Linked DNA regions of Mus musculus: region 1 is linked to region 2. Evidence: chromatin loops called from intact Hi-C (ENCODE). Cell type or tissue: gastrocnemius. All regions are shown on one strand. Each heading gives the region's core, and the rest is flanking DNA. Links, peaks and the distances in the headings are about the cores only.

The links. Hi-C counts contacts between places; a loop is a spot of excess contacts. Peaks named below come from ENCODE experiments on the same cell type or tissue, not always from the same donor. Only the 100,000 strongest peaks of a DNase experiment are listed, where the experiment ranks them.
Region 1: a loop joins it to region 2, with 4 times the contacts of the local background. A loop is called at or near these places in 14 of 42 quality-filtered maps.

The regions. Positions count from the first base shown.
Region 1 is chr4:116,443,442-116,453,247 of GRCm38, reverse strand. All of the region lies in intron 1 of Mast2 (microtubule associated serine/threonine kinase 2), which reads left to right. Among named protein-coding and RNA genes, the nearest start is that of Mast2, 16 kb to the left of the region's middle. In gastrocnemius, for the core only: a CTCF peak has its summit at 4,370 (motif pointing right); a DNase peak (open chromatin) is centred at 4,378.
Region 2 is chr4:116,338,239-116,348,044 of GRCm38, reverse strand. All of the region lies in intron 5 of Mast2 (microtubule associated serine/threonine kinase 2), which reads left to right. Among named protein-coding and RNA genes, the nearest start is that of Mast2, 120 kb to the left of the region's middle. In gastrocnemius, for the core only: a CTCF peak has its summit at 5,741 (motif pointing left); a DNase peak (open chromatin) is centred at 5,727.

The DNA.
Region 1 (9,806 bases), core at 1,040-9,039, 110 kb before region 2:
AAACCACCATCTGTGGACTTACAGAATGCCTTATCCATCATCATGGTATTTCCTTGGTCCAGGAATCAAGGGCTGGAGAAGGGAATAGTTCCACTCACTATCACTCCTAGTGTCCCTCTAGGAAAATTTTTGCTTCCTGTCCCCACAACTATAGGTTCTGCTGGCTTAGAAGTTTTGGTTCCAGAGGGGGAATGATCCTACCAGGAGCCACAACAAATATTCCATTGAACTGGAAGCTCAGACTTCCCCCTAGTCATTTTGGGCTTCTAATGGCCTTAAACCAACAGGCTAAGAAGGGAATCGTGTTAGGAGGGGTGACAGATGCAGATTACCATGGGGAAATTGGATTGCCTCTCCACAATGGAGGTAAGCAGGATTATGTCTTGGAGTGCAGGAGATCCCTTAAAATGTCTCTTAGTACTACCATGTCCTGTGATTAAAGTCAGTGGGAAACTACAACAGCCTAATCCAAGCAGGATGGCAAGGGATGCAGGCCCATCTGGAATGAGCCAATACCTGCTGAGGTGCTTGCAGAGAGTAGAGGAAATATAGAATAGGTAGTAGAGAAAGGTAGTTAATAAATACCAGCTAAGACCATGTAATCAGTTGCAGAAATGAGGATTATAAAGTAATATGAATGCTTCTATTTTACTTGGTTAAGAACACATTTGTCTTTCTTCCAATTTCTTTAACATCAATTGGTGTTTAAGTTGAGATACTAAAAGAATATTCCCAAGAGACATTGCCCCATTGTAAGTCTACAAATGCGTTTGCGATTGTACGAGGAATAGTTATATCATGTGAGGCGTATTCATGACTTTGTTATTGTTTCATGAGGACATGAGATATTATTTGTGTCAAGTTGACAAGGGGTGGATTGTAGTGGCTATTCCTGGTTGTCAACTTGACTATATCTGGAATGAACTACAATCCAGAATTGGAAGGCTCACCTGTGATCCTCATCTTAAGGCTGGTAGATACAAGTTTCTGACCCAAATCTTGGCATGGAGATCTTGAAGCATACTGGCTATGAATCCCAGGAGACTTAAGGCAAGATCATCTCTGACTTCAAGGTCATCTGGGACAAAGCAAGTCCCAGATCCCGGCGTTGTGGCACACACCTTTAATCTGGGCCACACCTTCTGCTGGAGATCCACATGAGAACATTGGAAGAAGGAAGATTCTCTCTGTACCTTGTGGGACTGAGCAATTTCTAGATCCTTGGACTTGCATTTACAGCTTCTGCTGACCATTGTTGGGGAGTTGGCCTATAGATTGTAAGTCATTAACAAATTCCCTTACTATGTAGAGACTACCCATAAGTTCTTTTTTTGGTTTTTTGAAACAGGATTTCTCTGTGTAGCCCTGGCTGTCCTGAAACTCACTCTGTAGACCATGCTGGCCTCAAACCCCTGCATCTGCCTCCCAGGTGCTGGGATTAAAGGTGTGAGTCACCACTGCCTGGCCCATAAGTTCTTTGACACTAGAGAACCCTGACTAATACAATGTGTTTGGGTGTTTTGCCTGTATGTATGTCTGTGTGTCATATGTCCACAGAGGCCAGAAGAGAGCATTAGATCTCCTGGAACTTGAGTCACAGACATTTGTGTGCTACAATTTGGGTTCTGGGAGTCAAACCCTGGTCCTCTGCAAGAGCAGCCAGTGTTCTTAATCACTGAGCCATGTTTTTAGCTTGCCCAAATTAAACTTTAGATGTTCACTTCCCAGTCTGTGTCTTTTCTAGTCTTTCCATGTTACCAAATAGCACCACCATTCATATTCATTAAGTTATTCAGACCACATCTTGGACTCTGTCACTGATTATGTGTGTCTGTGTGAGAATGTGAGTGTTCAGGTGCTTGTGGAGTTTGTCCTGTTAGGCACTGAACTCCATTCTTCTGGAAGAGCAGCAAGAACTCTTAAGAGATGTACCATCTCTCCATAAATGTTGTTGTTGATGCAAGGTCTCACTATGTAACTCAGGTAGGCCAGGGACTCATTAAGTAACAGAGGATGGCCTTAGTCTCAAATCTCTTTTTAAATCTAACAAGTACTGATTTGATTTGTTCCTTTTTATTTTTTTAGACTTCTTTATAGTGTATCTGTGTGTATTAGGGTTTTATTGATGTAAAGAGACACTGTCACTATAACAACTCTTAGAAAACATTTAATTGGGGCTGGCTTATAAGTTCAGAGGTTTAGTCCATTGTTGACATGATGGGAAGCATCGAAGCATGCAAGATAGACATGGTGCTGTCAAGGAGCAGGCAGCATGAAGGGAGAGGGACATTGGGCCTGGCTTGGGCTTCTGAAAACCCAAAGCCTACCCCCAGTGACACACTTCCTCAAACAAGGCCACATTTCTCAATAGTGCTACTTCCTATGAGAATATGGAGGCCATTTTTCATTCAAAGCACCACACTCTGTGTGTGTGTGTGTGTGTGTGTGTGTGTGTGTGTGTGCGCGCGCACTTGTACCTCCGAAGACAAGGTCACAGAACAAGTTGATGGAGTTGATGCTTTCCTGCTATACAGATTCTAAAGATGGAACTCAATTATCAACTTGTCTGTGTAACAAGTGCCTTTACCCACTGAGCCAAGCTGCTGGTCCTGTGATTCTGTTCTTAACCTTTCATTTTACATCCAGTCCCTCATGTCTATTAGGTACTACATTCAAATTGAGGAAACCACCCTACTCATTTCCACCATTTCTCTATACTGTCAGACTGGGTAATGGTGGCCCCCATGCCTTTAATCCCAGCACTTGGGAGGGAGAGGAAGGTAGATCTTTGTGAGTTTGAGGTCAGCCAAAGATACACAGACAAATCCTGCCAAGGGCTGGTGGGGAGGGGGGAGGTAGAACTACAGAATCTACAGTGTTACCCCGTTAGATCTTTCATGTAAATTCCTATGAGTTTCATGACTCATCTTCTGTCCTATTCTTAGTGGTCTCTTCCTTGTGTGATATTTTACACATAGAAAATCATTCTGTAGAACCTTAAGTATGAGCTTGTCACTTTACTAAAAAACCTTTACAGTTGTTTCCTTCATAATTTAGATCAAAGTCCAAAGGGCTGTTGACTTTGTCCTGTAAGACTTTATGAAATCTGGCCCTTGGCCTAACTTCCTCATCTTGTTTACTAGCTCTAGTCACAATGGCTGCCTTGGTGGTCCCCAAGTATAGTAAACATTTCTGTCTACCTGAGAACATTTAAAAAGATTACTATTGCTTTAGGGATTTTTTACTTATGGTTTCTGTATCTAGAATTCCCTTTTCCAGATGGATGTGTACAGATGGTTTTCTTACTTTGTTCATGTCTGTTGAGATAATGCTTCCTTTGTTGTTGTTGTTGTTTTGTCTGTTTGTTTATTTTGGTTTTTTGAGACTGTTTTTCTCTGTGCAGTCCTGGCTGTCCTGGAACTCATTCTGTAGACCAGGCTTGCCTCAAATTCAGAAATCCACCTGCTTCTGTCTCCCACGTACTGGGATTAAAGGCGTGGGCCACCACTGCCTGGTGAGATAATGCTTTTTTTTTAATAGTTTAATGTATTTTAATAGCAAACTTACAGGAATAGCACAGAAGACAGACAACATTAAAAACAGGTACTTGTCTGTAGGGCAACTCAGTTAGAAAAGTATAGTGAATGGATGGAATCTACTGTGTGATAAAAATGCTACAAACACCATTTAGTTGCCGTCAATAAGAAATTACTTATTTTTAAAAAATCCAAATGCTGTTATTGTCCAGAAAATTTTAACAGGTTTATTTATAATTGTTATGAAGTTGAACTGTTAAAATGTGTTCTGAAACATTTTGCTTGCATTAATGCTTTACATCTTGCATTTATATTAAAAATACACACAAGTAAACATGGAGAAACTGCCAATACCTGATTCTGTCCCCTCTGTTTCCACTTGCAATCATATACTTAGGTACCTTTGACCCCATGGAAAAAATATCTAACATTCAGAACTACTGATTACAGGAAGAAGAGGAAAAAAAATTTTTTTAAGAATGAAATGTTTCCCCTCATAGTGGACTCTTAATCACGTTCTCCACGTATGCGGCTTGCTAGCTGGATATCTTTTGGCATAATTGTTACAGGTTTGGCATGGGTAGCACACAGATTGGTATCTTCAAAAAGGCCAACCAGATAGGCCTCGCTTGCCTCCCGCAAAGCACCAATAGCTGCACTCTGGAAGCGCAGAGCAGATCTGTTTTGAAGTCCTGAGCAATTTCTCGCACCAGATGCTGAAAAGGGAGCTTGGGAATCAGAAGCTCAGTGGACTTCTGATAGCATCTGATTTCACTGAGTGCCACAGTACCAGGCCTGTAATGATGAGGTTTCTTCACTCCCTCCAGTAGAGGGCGCACTCTTGTGAGCAGCTTTTGTAGTCAGTTGTTTCCTGGGTGCTTTACCAACCGTGGATTTGCGGGCAGTCTGCTTTGTAAGAGCCATGGTATGGACACCTCCTTACTTACCCCCCTTCTCCTTCGGCTGGAGCTCAGCAAGCAAGAGGTGGCACTGGCATTGGAGAGCGGCAAAGGCTGCGAACACAATTTGAGATAATATTCTTAAAGAAACCTTTCTTGACTATCTGTTCCAAAATAACTCTCATGGTCACTTCCTTTTCTCGTTGTATTCTTATCTTCTATTGATAGTATGGCCACATTTTTTGGTACTTACTGATTTTCTTCCATATTAGAACATTTGCTCCTTAAGGGTAGTAATTTGTGTCTCTTTTTCTGACTTCCAGCTCTCTATGCATTTTGAATTCTATTTTCTTTACAAAATAAATAATAAATTCTTCATGACTGATAGTACAGTGAATGAAATAAGAGTCATGCTGGGCTGTTAGGTAGGCAGTTGTTGTGCAAGCCTGGTGACCAGAGTTAGATACCTGGAGCCAATGTTAAAAGTATATCTGCAATTCTAGCACTTCAGTGAGCAAGATGGGTGGTGGGAATAGGAGAATCAAGCAGAAGCTCATGGGCTATCTAGCTTGAAGTATGAAGCACAGCAGAAACAGCAAGAGAGACCCCTTCCTTTAAAACAAAAAAGATGGAAGGAGAGAACCCAACTCTTGAAAGTTTTCTCTGGCCTCCACCAGTTTTCTTTATAAAGAACCTATCTTAGAATGGGATGCATATATCTCCACTGATTTGAGAATGTAATTAAGATTTAAACTTTAGAGGCCCTTATTTCTAAATTCTGAGGTATGCTATGACAACTATAGTATTAGGAGTGCTCACTGTGGGAGAAGTTGAGCTATTTCAAAATCCTTTAATACTTAATTCACCAAAGTAGAGCTACTTTCTAGTATTGTTAGGTTTTCTGTTAGGTATTTAGGAATGATTTATGAAGCAGAACATTTGGATATAGTTGGCAGTAGTTTTTGTTTTGTTTTGTTTTGCAAGACAGGGTTTCTGTGTAGCCCTGGCTGTCCTGGAACTCACTCTGTAGACCAGGCTGGCCTCGAACTCAGAAATCCGCCTGCCTCTGCCTCCCAAGTGTTGGGATTAAAGGTGTGCACCACCACCGCCCGGCTTGGCAATAGTTTTTAAAGTTATTTTAAAGGGATGTTATTAATGTGATTTTTTTTTTTTTTTTGGTTCAGGTAACCCTGGGATATTTAGTTTCTGCCTTTGACTACTCAAAGAAAGAGACATTGTTATTCTAGCTCAGACTTTGGTCTTTATATCAGTTAGGGAACACTGGTTGCTGTAATAGATACATTCAGAATGACCTAGACTGATACACACTTTTCCATTCTCTATCTTGGTTCTTGCAAGGTCGCCTGAGGATGATGGGCCAGCATAATCATTTTCACTTGTATTTTACTTCTAAAATCAGTTACAGGCCTCTAGCTAACTGCTAGAAGGCTGAGGACATTATATAGATGCTTAGGAAGGGAATCATATTTTATCAACTTGTAGCTATTCTCTGCTTTGGACCTATAACCTTGGTGTAGTCGGTAGAATTTTAGTTTCCTTTTATTCTTTTCAGAGCCCACAGAGTTTTGTGTCACCACCATTTTGGATTTTAGAAAAGGCCTTGTTCCCCACACCTGATAGAAAATCTAAAAAAACTTCTTTTCCTTTGCTTTTGGTACATTAGATCTTTGACTACCCTACACTCATGAGGCTTTGATTATAATCTGTTGTTAGATTGTGATAGTAACGATGCAGATGAATTAGCTTAGGGGGTAGGGTGCAGCCCAATGTGCAGGGTGCTTGCCTAGCGCATATGAAGCCCTGGGCTTACTACACAGCACTGCACAACAGACGTGATGCTGTATTAGAATCATGAGACAGAGACAGACAGAGTCGTTCTTAGCTATAGAGAGTTTTAGGCCAGCCTGGGAAAACGTGAGGACCTGTCTCAAAAAAAAAAAAGTTTAATAATCCAGTAAGTTACAAAGTGACCTGAAGTTGAAGCTGGAATTTCATGTAATTTGTAATATTTTCATATTGATAATATTTCATGAAGTATTTGCTTTTCTACTTTTAAAACATAAAAAATAGGGCTGGAGAGATGAATTAGCTGTTAAGAGCGCTGACTGCTCTTCCAGGGGTCCTAAATTCAATTCCCAGCATCCACATGGTGTGGCTCACAACCATCTATCTATAACCTGATGCCCTCTCATGTATCTGTACTCATATAAATAAAATAAATAGATAAATATTTTAAAAAAACATAGAAAAATACTTCTATCTTCCTAGCTGGGTCTGGCAGATGGGTAGGCTTTGGTTTGCCAGTCTCGATCTATGTTGCTATATTCAAATCAGTTTGTTTACTCTATAGTAGTATGTTGATTTATTCATTCATCATTCATACTTTTTTCCTTTTTTTTTTTTTTTGAGACCGTCTATATACCCCTGGTTAACCTAACCTAGAATTCTCTTTATAGATCAGGCTTGCCTCTAACACACAGAGAGATCTGTCTGTCAAGTGCTGGGACTAAAGGGATGTGCCACCTTGTCTGGGTATATTGTGAATAAATGTCAATTTATTCCTTAGGTTATTTCCATCCTTTTTGTTAAAGTGCTACAGTAAATAATCTTAAACTCATCTATCTTTTTTGCACATGTTCTAGAGTTTCTCTTCTTGGGTGCTATTTTCAAATTGTTTTTTATGTGATTATACCAAATATGTGTGTGTTCATATTTATATGTATTCATTTATTTTGAGACAGTCCTGGCAGGCCTAGAATGGAATACGTAGGCCAGGTTGGCCTTGAGCTCACAGAGATCCACCTTTTTCTCTGTCCCCTGTGATCAAAGGTGTGAAATACTATGCCTGGTTTCCAGTTTGTATGTTGTCAATAATGATTCCTTATGTCCTTGTCAACTCCTATCAGGTTATTACTTTTTATTTATTTACTTCCTGAGATTAAACACCATCTTAGTGTTTTTATTTTATTTTTATAATGTGTGCATGTCTGTGTATGTGAGCACAGGCACACATGAAGAGGCATCGGATCCCCCTTGGGCTGAAGTATGGACAGCTGTAGGCCATACAGCATAGGTGCTGGGAGTGGAGCTTGAGTCCTCTGCAAGAGCAGTAGTGGTTCATGCTGCATCCCAGGGTTTTTAAAAACATTTTGCTTTTTTTTGCTTTTTTTTCTATTGCTTGCGTACAATTCTTTATATCATTTAGAAACAGTATGGAGAAAAAGCAGGCTTTGAAGTTAGATTTGAATTCTTTGTAGTGTAATAGGTTTGAATTTGAAATAAAAATGACTGTCTTAGGGCTGAAGAGATAGCTCAGTGGTTAGGAAGGTTTGGAGTGACAGCACCATTGTTAAGAACACTAGCTCCTCTTTCCTAGGAACTGGGTTCAATTCCCAGTACCCACATGATGGATTATGACAACCTCTAACTTTTATTCCAGGGGATCCAATGCTTTCCTTTGACATTAGGGGACACTAGGTATGCATGTGGTACACGTACATATGCATAGGCAAAACCCTGCCTCGAAAGAACCAAAACACCACCACCACCACCACTACAAATCTTAAAAGAGTGAATTAAATAAGAAAACGATGGTCTTATATGCCCCAGTACAGGGGAATGCCAGGGTCAAAAAGTGGGAGTGGGTGGGTAGAGGAGTGGGGGGGGAGGGTATGGGGGACTTTTGGGATAGCATTGGAAATGTAAATGAGGAAAATACCTAATAAAGATTAAAAAAAAAAAGAAAACGATGGTCACCCTGAGCTGCTCTGAGGAGCCTGAAGAGACTCGCAGAGGCTTCGAAGGGGAGATGCAGCAGTAGAGGATGAGCCTGCAGAGTGTGTAGTATCTCCAGAACAAGTGAGAAAAGAAAGGTCTTATAGGAAGATGCTTTTAAACGAGCCTCCCCGCCCCCATGTGTGGACAGGGGGATATATTGTGGGGCACGTGACTTACTACAGCTTCCATGATGAGATGATTTTCTGTGTTTTTGTTGTTTGTGTGTATTTTTTATTTTATGGGGGAGGTTGCAAGAGTGAAAGGCCGATATGAGTGGATGGGGAGATGATACAAGAGTGCATGATATGAAACTCACGAAGAATAAATAAAAAGAAAAAAGTGGCTTCATGGAGAAAAAGATGTCAGAGAGAAGCAGAACTAGAGACATAGCAGCAGCTGTGTGGGTGACTGGTATGGGTGATAGGAACATGGACGGCTACTGGGGACAAAAGAGGATGTCACTGGTGGAGTAGAGTTGGTGGTCCTTGCCTGCCGAGAGACCTGCACTACCACTGGCCACTGCTGTTGCTGCCTGGTTGCTTACTTGCCTGCTAGTCCTGCTGGGGTTTGACGAGTGAGGGCCCACAACACAGCTCATAGGATGCAAGCACAGTGGTCTTGCCCAGGGACCCACTGTAGTGGCTGATGCCGAGAGCAGGGAGGTATGTAGTGGCCTTCTTCCCCTTAATGCATTGCCCTGTTGCAAGATCACCCTGACTTTGGCCAACAACAGGATATCCAAGATGAGTCTCAGTGATAGTCCAGAATTTAATGTTACTTTAGAAATCTTGAAGCAGACCAATGACTCATTGCAATAAGCATTTGCATGTAAAGCTGCTTGGGCAAAAAAAATATAATGTGTGATATCCAGCAGTTTGCAGTGCCACTTCAGTAAGTGAAGGTGTGATAGAGATGGGAAGATGATGGAGTGTTGGTTGGGGAGCGGCACAGGTATTTGTGGCAGAGAGAGGTGACAGATATGGGAGTGTAGCCAGTAGACCAAGGAGCATGTTATTGCCAAGTAGGGCAGAGTGGTGTACAGCAGCTTGGAGCTCGAACAGGTTCTGCCCCTGTACTCGCTGCCCATCCACACAATTACCTTGGCTCTGAGTAACAAGGAATCTGAGCTGAAGAATGAATGGTTCATTTTCTGGATTACGCCTCTTCTAATCAAAAGATCTCCATGCTGCTGTCCTTGGTCCATGCTGCTGCCTGGGGTCATGTTGATGTTTGTGGTCAATACTGCTGCCTGAGACCACGTCGATGTCTATGATCAGGGCTCTCACAGAAACCATGTTGATTTGCTTTGAGTGCTGCCACCTGAGGTCATGTAGATGTCTGTGGTTCTGTGCTTCTGCCTGAAGCCATCTTGATGGCTGTGGTCCATGCTGCTACCAGAAACCATGTGGGAAGTCCATGATCTGTGCTGCCACAGGCTGTATGGGCAAGGAAGCTTCTTTTGAAGTGGTATTGACAGTTGCAGGCTTCTAACTGAGAGACATTGTAGGCTTCTGTGACAATCCTCTTTTTAAAAAGTCCCCTTAAAGAAACAGTCCAGACAGGAAACTATTGA
Region 2 (9,806 bases), core at 868-8,867:
TATAAACTTAGAATGAGTTTAGATTATCTGTTCTAGTATATCCATTAATGCAGTCAAGTATTGACTTCTGCATCTCACAAATTTTGTGCTTTCAATTTTATTTTGTTCAAAATATTTTCAAATGTTTTAAAGGTATATAATAAATAATATTTTTATAAATTTATTCCAGCTATCTTACTTTTATCGATTTCTAACTTTATTTTGCTCTAAGCAGATACAGAATGATTTCTGTTCTTCTAAGCTTTGTGAGATATATGTTCTGGTCAAGAATGTAGTTTGTTTTGATAAATTTTTCATATGATATGGTATGTAGATGTAATTGTTGTATTGTCCATTATATTCATATGACTGCTATGATAAGTTTAATTAGTCCTCAGTAAGTTTCTGCCTCCTAGATCTGCCATTTCTCTTGAAAGGACATTAAAATTTGTAACTATTATGTCACCTTCTATCACCCCTGATAGTGTTCATTTTTGCCTTATGCATTTTGATACTTTGTTGTTAGGCAAATACACTTTAAGACTTGGCATACTGGAGCTGGAGAGATGGCTTGTGGTTAAGAGCCCTTGCTGTTCTAGCAGAGAACTCAGATTTGGTTCCTAGTTGTCTCTGGTTCCTGGGGATCTGACATCCTCTTCTAACTTCATCAAGCACCAAGCATTTATGTGGAACACATACATGCATGCATACAGGCAGGTAAAAACATTCATACACATATAATAGTAATAATAAATTTTTTATTAAAATAATAATTGCCTGCAATGTGTTGGTTTTTTTTTCAACAAGTACTGGGAATTGAGCCACATGCTAAGCCAAATGCTTTCTTTATGTAGAAGTCAGTTTCTTGCCTATATAATTTTTTCTTTATGAACTGCTTTTCAACTATTTCTGTGAAGATAGATCTGCTGATATTAAATTACTAATATTTTTTGAAAAGGTATTTCTCCTCTGCTTTTGAAGACTATTTTCATAGGCATAGAATTCTAAGATTATTCTTTTTTTCTCTCTTCTCTCCCTCCCCTTATTCTATTTCACTCTGCTGTCACCTTTGTCTGTGAGGGTGTCATTTTGTGTGTGCTCTTCTGTGGAGAAGGCAGTGCTTCCCACCTTCTTCCAAGACTTCAAAACCCCTTTCTCTGATCTTCTGTGTGTACACATAAACCTGGATAGGTTGGACAGGGAGCTCATCCTTTCTATGCTTTCTCACTTTCCTTGCTCGACAGCTTTTATAAGACATTAGTTTGGGTTTTTAAAGAATCTATTTATTATTTTATGTTTATTGGCATTTTGACGGCATCTGAGTCCGTGTGGTCGTGTTTGGACCCCTGGAACTGGAGTTACACACAGGTGTGAGCTGCCAAGTGGGTGCTGGGAATTGATCCTGAATCCTCTGTAAAGAACAGCCAGTGCTCTTAACCACTGAGCTATCGCTCCAGTCTGCAGGGTTTTCCTTTCTTATTGTTCCAAATGTTCTTCTCTCCCTTCTCTGTTTCTTCTTCTCTTACTCAACCACAGGTCTGCTACAGCTTTCGCTGGTTGTCTCAGCTCCCAAATGTTCTCCTCCTTTTCCCTCTCCTCCTCCCCATTTCTCCTTACCTTTTCTATTTTTGGCATGTCTATTGCCATCTTCTTAAGTTGGTGATGTTTCCCTGAGATGTGTCCTGTCTGTCAGTACAGTATCCTTGACTTACAGTACAGTGGTTTTTGATCTTTAGCCTTACCTTTACTTCTGCAACACCCATCTGCTTTTGTAATTTCCCATATTTCTTGAGTGAACGTTTGGAAACTTGTCTCCTTTTCCATTCAAGCACATAAAGTATTAATCATAGGGATATTTTCCCTTCTTCTTTTGCTTTTTTAGTATGCCTTGTAAGTCTTTTTGTTTTGTTTTGAGACAAGGTCTTGCTATGCTACCTTGGAAGGCCTACCTAGCATTCCCTCCATAGACCAGCCTGGCCTCAGATCTACCTGCTTCTGCTGGAACTAAAGGTGTGCACCACCACACCCAACTCGTATTATTTTTTTGTTGTTGCTGTTAATAGATGGCTATAATGTACTACATAAATTAACCACAGTAAATTTGATAGGGTTGGGAGAGAAGTATTCTCTAGTTGTATATTTGAGTCTAAGTCTTTGGATGGTCCATGCTGCAAACCTTATAAACTAGCATATTTTAGTTTAATTCCCCCAGATTATGTGGGCCGGAGATTCTAAGTAGCAGGAGTTGAGTGTTTCTTTTCCAATAGATGAAGTACATTTTTGTAGTTTCTTCAGCAGCTGGCCTTCGTTAAGAACAGAATGCCCTGACTTTTTCATAATGGTCCTTCTTCCTCTGCTTCTTCTCAAATCAAATGAACTTTTTCTTAAAACATTCACTGTGAGAATCTGGTAACTTCCCTGTGCATAAAATTTACCTATACTTAGAGAGACGGTTAGAGCGATGATTCAGTGGTTCACAGTGCTGGTTACTCTTGCAGAGGACCTAGGTTTGGTTCTCAGCACCTCCATAGCAGCTCACAGTAACAGTTGTTACCAGTCTCAGGAGATCCAGTGCCCTCTTCTGACTTCCTCAGTCACCATGAGTACACAAGATACACAGACATTGATCCAGCCAAAACGCCCATGCATATTGAATAAAAAAATACATTATCCAGCAACTCTTAACTCTTAGCATAGCCTATACTAAGCTTGGACAAATTGTCCATTGCAGGCCTTCTTACTGGTTCCCAAGGAGGTTTTTGTTTATGAAAGTCTTGTCTATAAATTCAGATATCCTGCATCTGCTTCTGCTTCTTTATTTCCACTTTGGGAAGCAGTGTTTGTCCTGTAACTTCAACTTCTCTGGCAATCTGAGATTGTCCTCCTCCTCCTCCTCCTCCTCCTCCTCCTTCTTTCTTCTTCTTCTTCTTTTTTCTTCTTCTTTCTTCTTCTACTTTTTCTCTTTCTCCTCCTTTCTTCTTCTTCTTCTTTCTTCTTCTTCTTCTTTCTTCTTTCTCCTTCTTCTCCTTTCTTCTTCTTCTTCTTCTTCTTCTTCTTCTTCTTCTTTCTTCTTCTTTCTTCTTTCTTCTTCTTCTTTCTTCTTCTCTTTCTTCTTCTACTTCTTCTCTTTCTTCTTCTCCTTCTCCTCCTTCTTTCTCCTCCTCCTTCTCCTCCTTTCTTCTTCCTCCTCCTCCTCCTTCTCCTTCTCCTTTCTTCTTCCTTCTTCTTCTTCTTCTCCTCCTCCTCCTCCTGCTCCTCCTCCTTCTTCTTCTTCAATACAGGGTTTCTCTGTGTACAGCCCTGGCTGTCCTGGAACTCACTTTGTAGACCAGGCTGGCCTCAAACTCAGAAATCCGCCTGCCTCTGCCTCTGCCTCCCGAGTGCTGGAATTAAAGGTGTGCACCACCACGCCTGGCTCTGAGATTGTCTTCTTATTTATTATTAAAAACATGTAGCATTTGATTTACTGTATTCTCTTCAGTTTCACTCCTTTGTTATTGGTTGTTTAGATATGCTCATAATTTTGAGCTTTCCAGTGTTGTGCCATTCAGATTTTTTTCTACTACTAACTTTGCAGTGAGTTATCCTCCTCTTGTACCCTATGCGTATTATTCTATTATTTGTTTTAACCTTTGTCTCTATAGTTTCATTCTTCTTCTTTGTGCTTTGTAGGTACTACCTCTAATCATTCTAGTTCTGTCTTTCTGAAAGTCCACCTCTGATCCCAGCACTTCTGGTGCTGGGTCCTTATAGTGAGATGTTGTCTGTGCATTTATGATGCAATTGAGCATTACATGGAGTGTGGAAGACATAAACATTGCAGATAAGATAAAAAAAAAAACCTGCATGTCTAGATGAGTTCCTGGGAGTAATGACCAGAAACTAAAGGTGCATTCTTGTTCTTAAAGGTCAGAGTAGGGAGAGCACAGAAGAAAAGAAGGAGGAAGAAGAGGAGGAAGAAACACTAGTGTCTTGGCGCCAACAGCAATAAGAACAAGTATTTCAAGTGGAGCTATCAGTGACATGAAGTCTGAGGACTGCCATTTGGATGTAGTGTGGTGTCAGTGTTGATATTTGGTAGCTGCTTTGATGGAATATTAGTGGCCAGGGACTGATTAGAGAGTCAAAAAGAAAATGGTAATACTAAGTGTAGAAACATTACTATAAAAATAGGAAGCAATATAACTCAGAGGTGTAAATCCCTTGCCTGATGTGAACAAGACCCTAGATTAGTTCCCTTGCACAAAAGGAGAAAAAGTTAGAAATGTAATGTATTGTGTGCTGATGGAAGTCATTCCATGTAGTAAAAACCTTGGCCATTCCTGAAAAGGGGCAATGTCTACCACAGTCCTTGTGTGGCTGAGATGAAATGAGATCTAGTATGTAAGCAGATTGACCTTAGCTAGGATCTCAGACAGTTATGTGCACTTTTGAAGGAATAGGGAGAGTGGGAATATAGCACAGACATTAGAAGGTATAGTAATGAGAGCTTATCTAGGTTATTTTCTGATTACTTCTCCTCCCTCTCTGAAGTTAAAAGTGGGATAATTATCTGAGAGCCTGAGGAGAGAGGGTAAACTATAAAATAGTGTCTTAAACCGATTTGAGAATAAACACAATAAAACTTTGGTCTGATTTTTATGCAGAGACAGTGGAATCAGTGGATCATAGGGTAATATGAAACTGGCCAGCCTCATTGTGTAGCATTCTCTAGAAACTTCTCAAGGCTGGGATGTTGAAAGATTATGAGGACAGTGAGGTCACTCTTGTCAAAAGTCATGATAAAGAGAATGCCATGAATTCAGGAATAACACTTTTTATAGTGAAGGTAGAGTGTAGTATGTTCTGATGACTTCAGAAAGCAGTCGTTTTTGATGATGTGATTTCAGACCTGGGTAGTTTTATGTCAAAGGAGAGAGAATGCCTAAAAGAGAAGATGGAAAGCTAACAAGGTATGCAGGTCCCTTGTCAGAAGCAGTATATGAAAGGAGAACTGCAGAGGAAGCTGCCACAAGTAACAGCCAACTTGAAACATAAGGACTGTATTAAGCCCATGCTCATTTAATAAGCTATCATAAAGCAAAGTGGTACCTTCTAAGATAGTTGTATAGTAAGCAAAGTTCAAGCCAAGGCAACATATCTGTAAGTACAAAAGAACCTGTTATAGTTAGAAAATAAAAATGCATGTCTTCATTATGTATGTTTCCAGATTATAAATTGAATTGCTAATTGAATTTGTTAAGAGGATAAAGTAAGTTATGGGAGAGCTATCCATTTTATAGTGAGTTAAGATATTAATATCTTGTGTCATTCTTGTACCTAAGATCTGTGGACTGTGGATGTTTTTATGAGGTTTGTAAGTCTCCTGAGCTTGTATTGCCAGTTTTACATTCATACTTATGTTCATTTTCCTGGAAGATGAATTTATGAAGTTTTCCAACGTTGTTTCTTAACCTAAAAAGAGAGTGTTTTTTAAGGCTTAAATCACAAAGTTGAAGGTCATGCTTAAATTTCTTTCTCGAACAATACAGAAAATAGGTTTAATAGGAATGCAAACAAAAGTCTAAGAAAATCAGAACTACATTATCCTAAAAGTGAGCACTTACCACATTAGCAAAATGATAAGAGAAACACTTTCTGGGGCTTGGAAAGGTGGGTTGTACTAGTTAAGAGCCATTGCTGTTCAAGCCATAGGAGAGGGCTGTAGTTCAGGTCCCACTGCTCACATTCAGTGACTAAAGGATTCAGTGCCCTCTTGTGGCCCCTGTGATGTATGCACATTTACACATAAACCAGTTTTTAAGAATGAAAAAAACACTATCACTTCTTTCAGCTTGCAACCTTTTTGCCACAAGTATATAATTATCTGATTAAAAATATTAAAGTTGCTAAAAGGAGTGCCACAGTTGGCAATTGGGAGACCAGTTAAAAGTCCATTGCCATTATCCGGGTATAAGAGGTTATTAGATGTGGAGAAATACATGAACACAGAAAAAACATAGGTGGCTAAAGCACTAGAATACAGTATCTCCTTATTTCCTGCTTGGGTAATGAGTGGGTAAGGATGCCATTAAGTGAGACAAGGAACACTAATAGGAAGAATAGATTTAGGACTCTTCTTTCAGAGTCCACATAGACAAAAGTTACTTATAAAGCTAAAAACAAAAAGATTGTTTTCATTAAGCGGTATTGGGACAGTTGAATATCCGTATCAAGAAACACTAAAAGGCAGGACTGGGGAGGTGGTTTAGTGGATGAACCACTTGCCAGGCAAGCATGTGGGTCCCCAGAACCCACATAAAAGCCTGGCAGGCCTTGCAGCTTGCCTATAATCTGTGCACTCCCAACACTTCCTATAGAACCTGGCTAGCTAGAATAACTGGAATCATTACATGCCAGGTTCAGCAAGAAACCCTACTTGAATAAGTGAAGTGGAAAGCAATTAGGGAAGACATGCACATCTACTTTGAGCCTACATATGTGATCAAGAGGCCTAGAGAGGAGGACCAAGAGAATGTGTGGCCAAAATGGCTATAATTATATAGGAGCCAGAAGCTGGGGGAATGGAAGCTCAGCCCCTATGCTGGAGTTTAGGGGAGGACCCAGGGTGAGAGGTTCTGGGGGAGTCAGAGGTACTGAATGAGACTTGACCCACCTTTCTTTGGGACCTGAATATAAAAAGATTAATAATTTGACTACTTGAAAATTAAGAATTTTTAGTTACCAAAAGATACTCCAGAGACAGTCAAAAGGCAATGAAATAGAAGATAATTGTGACTCATGTGACAAAGGGCTCTTGATTCAGGACAGTTAAGGAACACTTGTAAATAATAGTATAATTGAAAAATAGCTAAAGACACACCTAAAAAGATACAGTTTCATTAGTTATTGCCAAATTAAAGTCATAAAAATATTCTCTTCTTTGATGACTTACTGAGTTGAGTGGTCATGTGGGAGGGAGGGGGCAGTGGCCCTAATGGTGGGGATATAAATTGGTAGAACCATTTTGCAAAAAGATTGGCATTTTTTAAACATAAAATTGCAAAACGTACTAACTAAAACACAAAAGGCTGCTTCTGTAATTCCATTTTTATGACATGTCTAGGCTAGGCATTATATATTAACAGAAAGCCTAAAGGTTGCCAGAGGTAGAGGGGATTAAAGAATGTCTAAACTCAGGCTGATGTTGACCTTAGTGAGGAGGACAAGGGGTTTATTGGGAATGATTATGTAGGTGACTTGGGAAGGTAGCATTGTTTAACTTGCTATTTTCTACACAGGTGCTTGCTACATAATTGTGTTCTTTTATAACCAAACTGTAAGGGAAGCAGCTGTCTCAGGATCAGCTGAGTGCTTCTGGTTTGTATGTGGTAGTTGTTTCATTATAACTTAGTAGCATTACCCCCTTCCATCCACTAAAGAGCTTGGTAGAGCCCAAAAAACCTGTTCTGTGTGCTGCTACATTTTTTGTTCTTTAAAATATTAATGTTCTAGCGTGTTACTCTTCCTCCAAGTAAGTCTTATTTAAGTTACTGATGTTTTTATTCTGTTAGAAACTTTCAAATATTGACAACATTTTGAACTTTTTAAGGTAAAATAAGTATTTGAAAAATAGAGAATTGCAATAAAGGTGGGCATACAAATTATTCTCTTAGACTTTTGACATCTGTAATTATACCAAAATTAATTCCTGGACAGGAATGGTGGTTTTATTAAAGTGATGACTCACTTTAATAAAAGGTAGTTTCGGGCCGAGGGGCTGGTCACCAGAGAAACTAACCATGTGGTTACAGGGTTGAAACTTTGAGCCAACCTGATCTCCAAGAAAGAGACTGGGCCTCAAGATTGAGTTCAACTATATAATAAAATCCCAATTTAAAACAAGCAGACTCAGGACACACCAGCTCAGTAGAGATTCCTGATTTATAAACACATCTATGTGCTGATAGACACACCCTTATTCCACACTGCAGGCACAGCAGCTCTAATGTCCCTCACAGACCTTAACCCACTCCAGTATAGTCTATAGTACAACTAGAATAAATGTGTTGCTTTCTTGAGTTGTTCTAGTGAATTATTAAACCCTTAAAGGGAACTATGGGGACTTAACAAGTTTGTGGTCAGTCAATTTCAAAGACCTACCCCAAGGCTGGGATTGTTTTTAGGAAAATGGAAGTCTTCTTGAAGAATTTGGTCTTTTTTTTTGTTTTGTTTTTTAAATATTAAAGGCAGGTTTATTGGGAAGCTGCTTTTGGGTGATCGAGTTCACAGGCTCCAAGGACAGAGGCAAGGGAAATGGCCAAGAGGGTTGGAGAGTGGGTAGGGATGGAAGAAAAAGAGAGAAAGGGCACTTGCATAGAGAGAGGAGAGAGAGAGAGGGAGAAATGAAGGGGGGAGGGAAAGGGGAGAGAGAGACAGACAGACAGACACCAAAGAATTTGCTCTTAACCTGTCTGTGAGATCTACACTTAGTCTTTATGCTTTTTCTCAGAACTGAATGATACAGTACCTACAGTTAGAGTTGGGGTCTGAATGGCTTTGGGAAGACTATTGGAACATGGACCATTGGAGAGAATGTTTATAAACTTCTAGACTACCAGGCTGGGGGAACCCATCATTATATCCCCTTGCTTATAGAAGGCTTTGTTTTGTTTTGTTTTGCTTTGCCAAAACCTTTCGCAGTCCCTCTTTCCCCCCAACTATATATATACTATATACCCTCTCACTAATTATATTCATTAAAAACAGATCCCAGCTGGCTGTAGTGGCTCATACATTCAGGAGGCAGAGGCAGAGGCAGAGGCAGAGGCAGGTGGATCTTTGAGTTTGAGGACAGCCTGGTCTACAGAGTGAGTTCCAGGACAGCCAGGGCTAAACAGACAAACTGTCTCAAACAAGGAAAAACAAGTCCCAGAGATTTCTCTGATTGCTTCTTTTACTAAGTTATCATTAAATTTCATGGTGGTCAAAGTATTTTATTGATTTTAAATTATTTAAAATGTATTTAATTTTACTATGGCCCTGAATATGATGATATTCTTTAGTAAATTTCTCATGTCACTGAAAAAAAAGCATATAGTCTACTACCGTATTGCAGTCTTCAATTAGTCGGTAGTGTTGTTTAAGTTGTCTATATATTCATCTCCATCTCATTTGTTAATTTATTGATTAGTATGGGCTAATAGATACTTATCTTCTAGTTAGAATCTTATTTATTTGTCTGTTTAAATTGTAGCTGTGGCCACTGAAAGGAAGTCCCTTAATTTGATTCCTGTTTTGTGACATATCCCATCAGTGCTGTTTGGTTTCTGTTTTCTTTTTAGGGCTATTTGCAACTTCCTTGCCTTCTAACACTGAAATGCATCCTGCTCATCTGTATTTCTTTTCTTTTCTTTGTTTTTTTTTTTGTTTTGTTTTGAGACAGGGTTTCTCTGTGTAGCCTTGGCTGTCTTGGAACTCACTCTGTAGACCAGGCTGGCCTTGAACTCAGAAATCTGCCTGCCTCTGCTTCCCAAGTGCTGGGATTAAAGGCGTGCGCCACCACCACTCAGTTCATCTGTATATCTTATATCAGTCTTAGAGTCAGTCATTTCTTCAAGAAGCTTGAGGGGTGTTTTTTTTGGGGGGGGGGTTGGGATTAGTATTAGAAACCAAGATCTGAGTAACAGCTTTCCCTTAGTCTTACAGACTCCATTTCTAGAGTTTCTTACGTCAACAGTTTTTTTTTTCCCACTTCTTCAGTGGCATTGCTTCTCTAGTCAGTAAGCATTATTCCTTGGGATCCTCTGATATGATACATTATTTGTTTGAAATTTGCATATCTTACC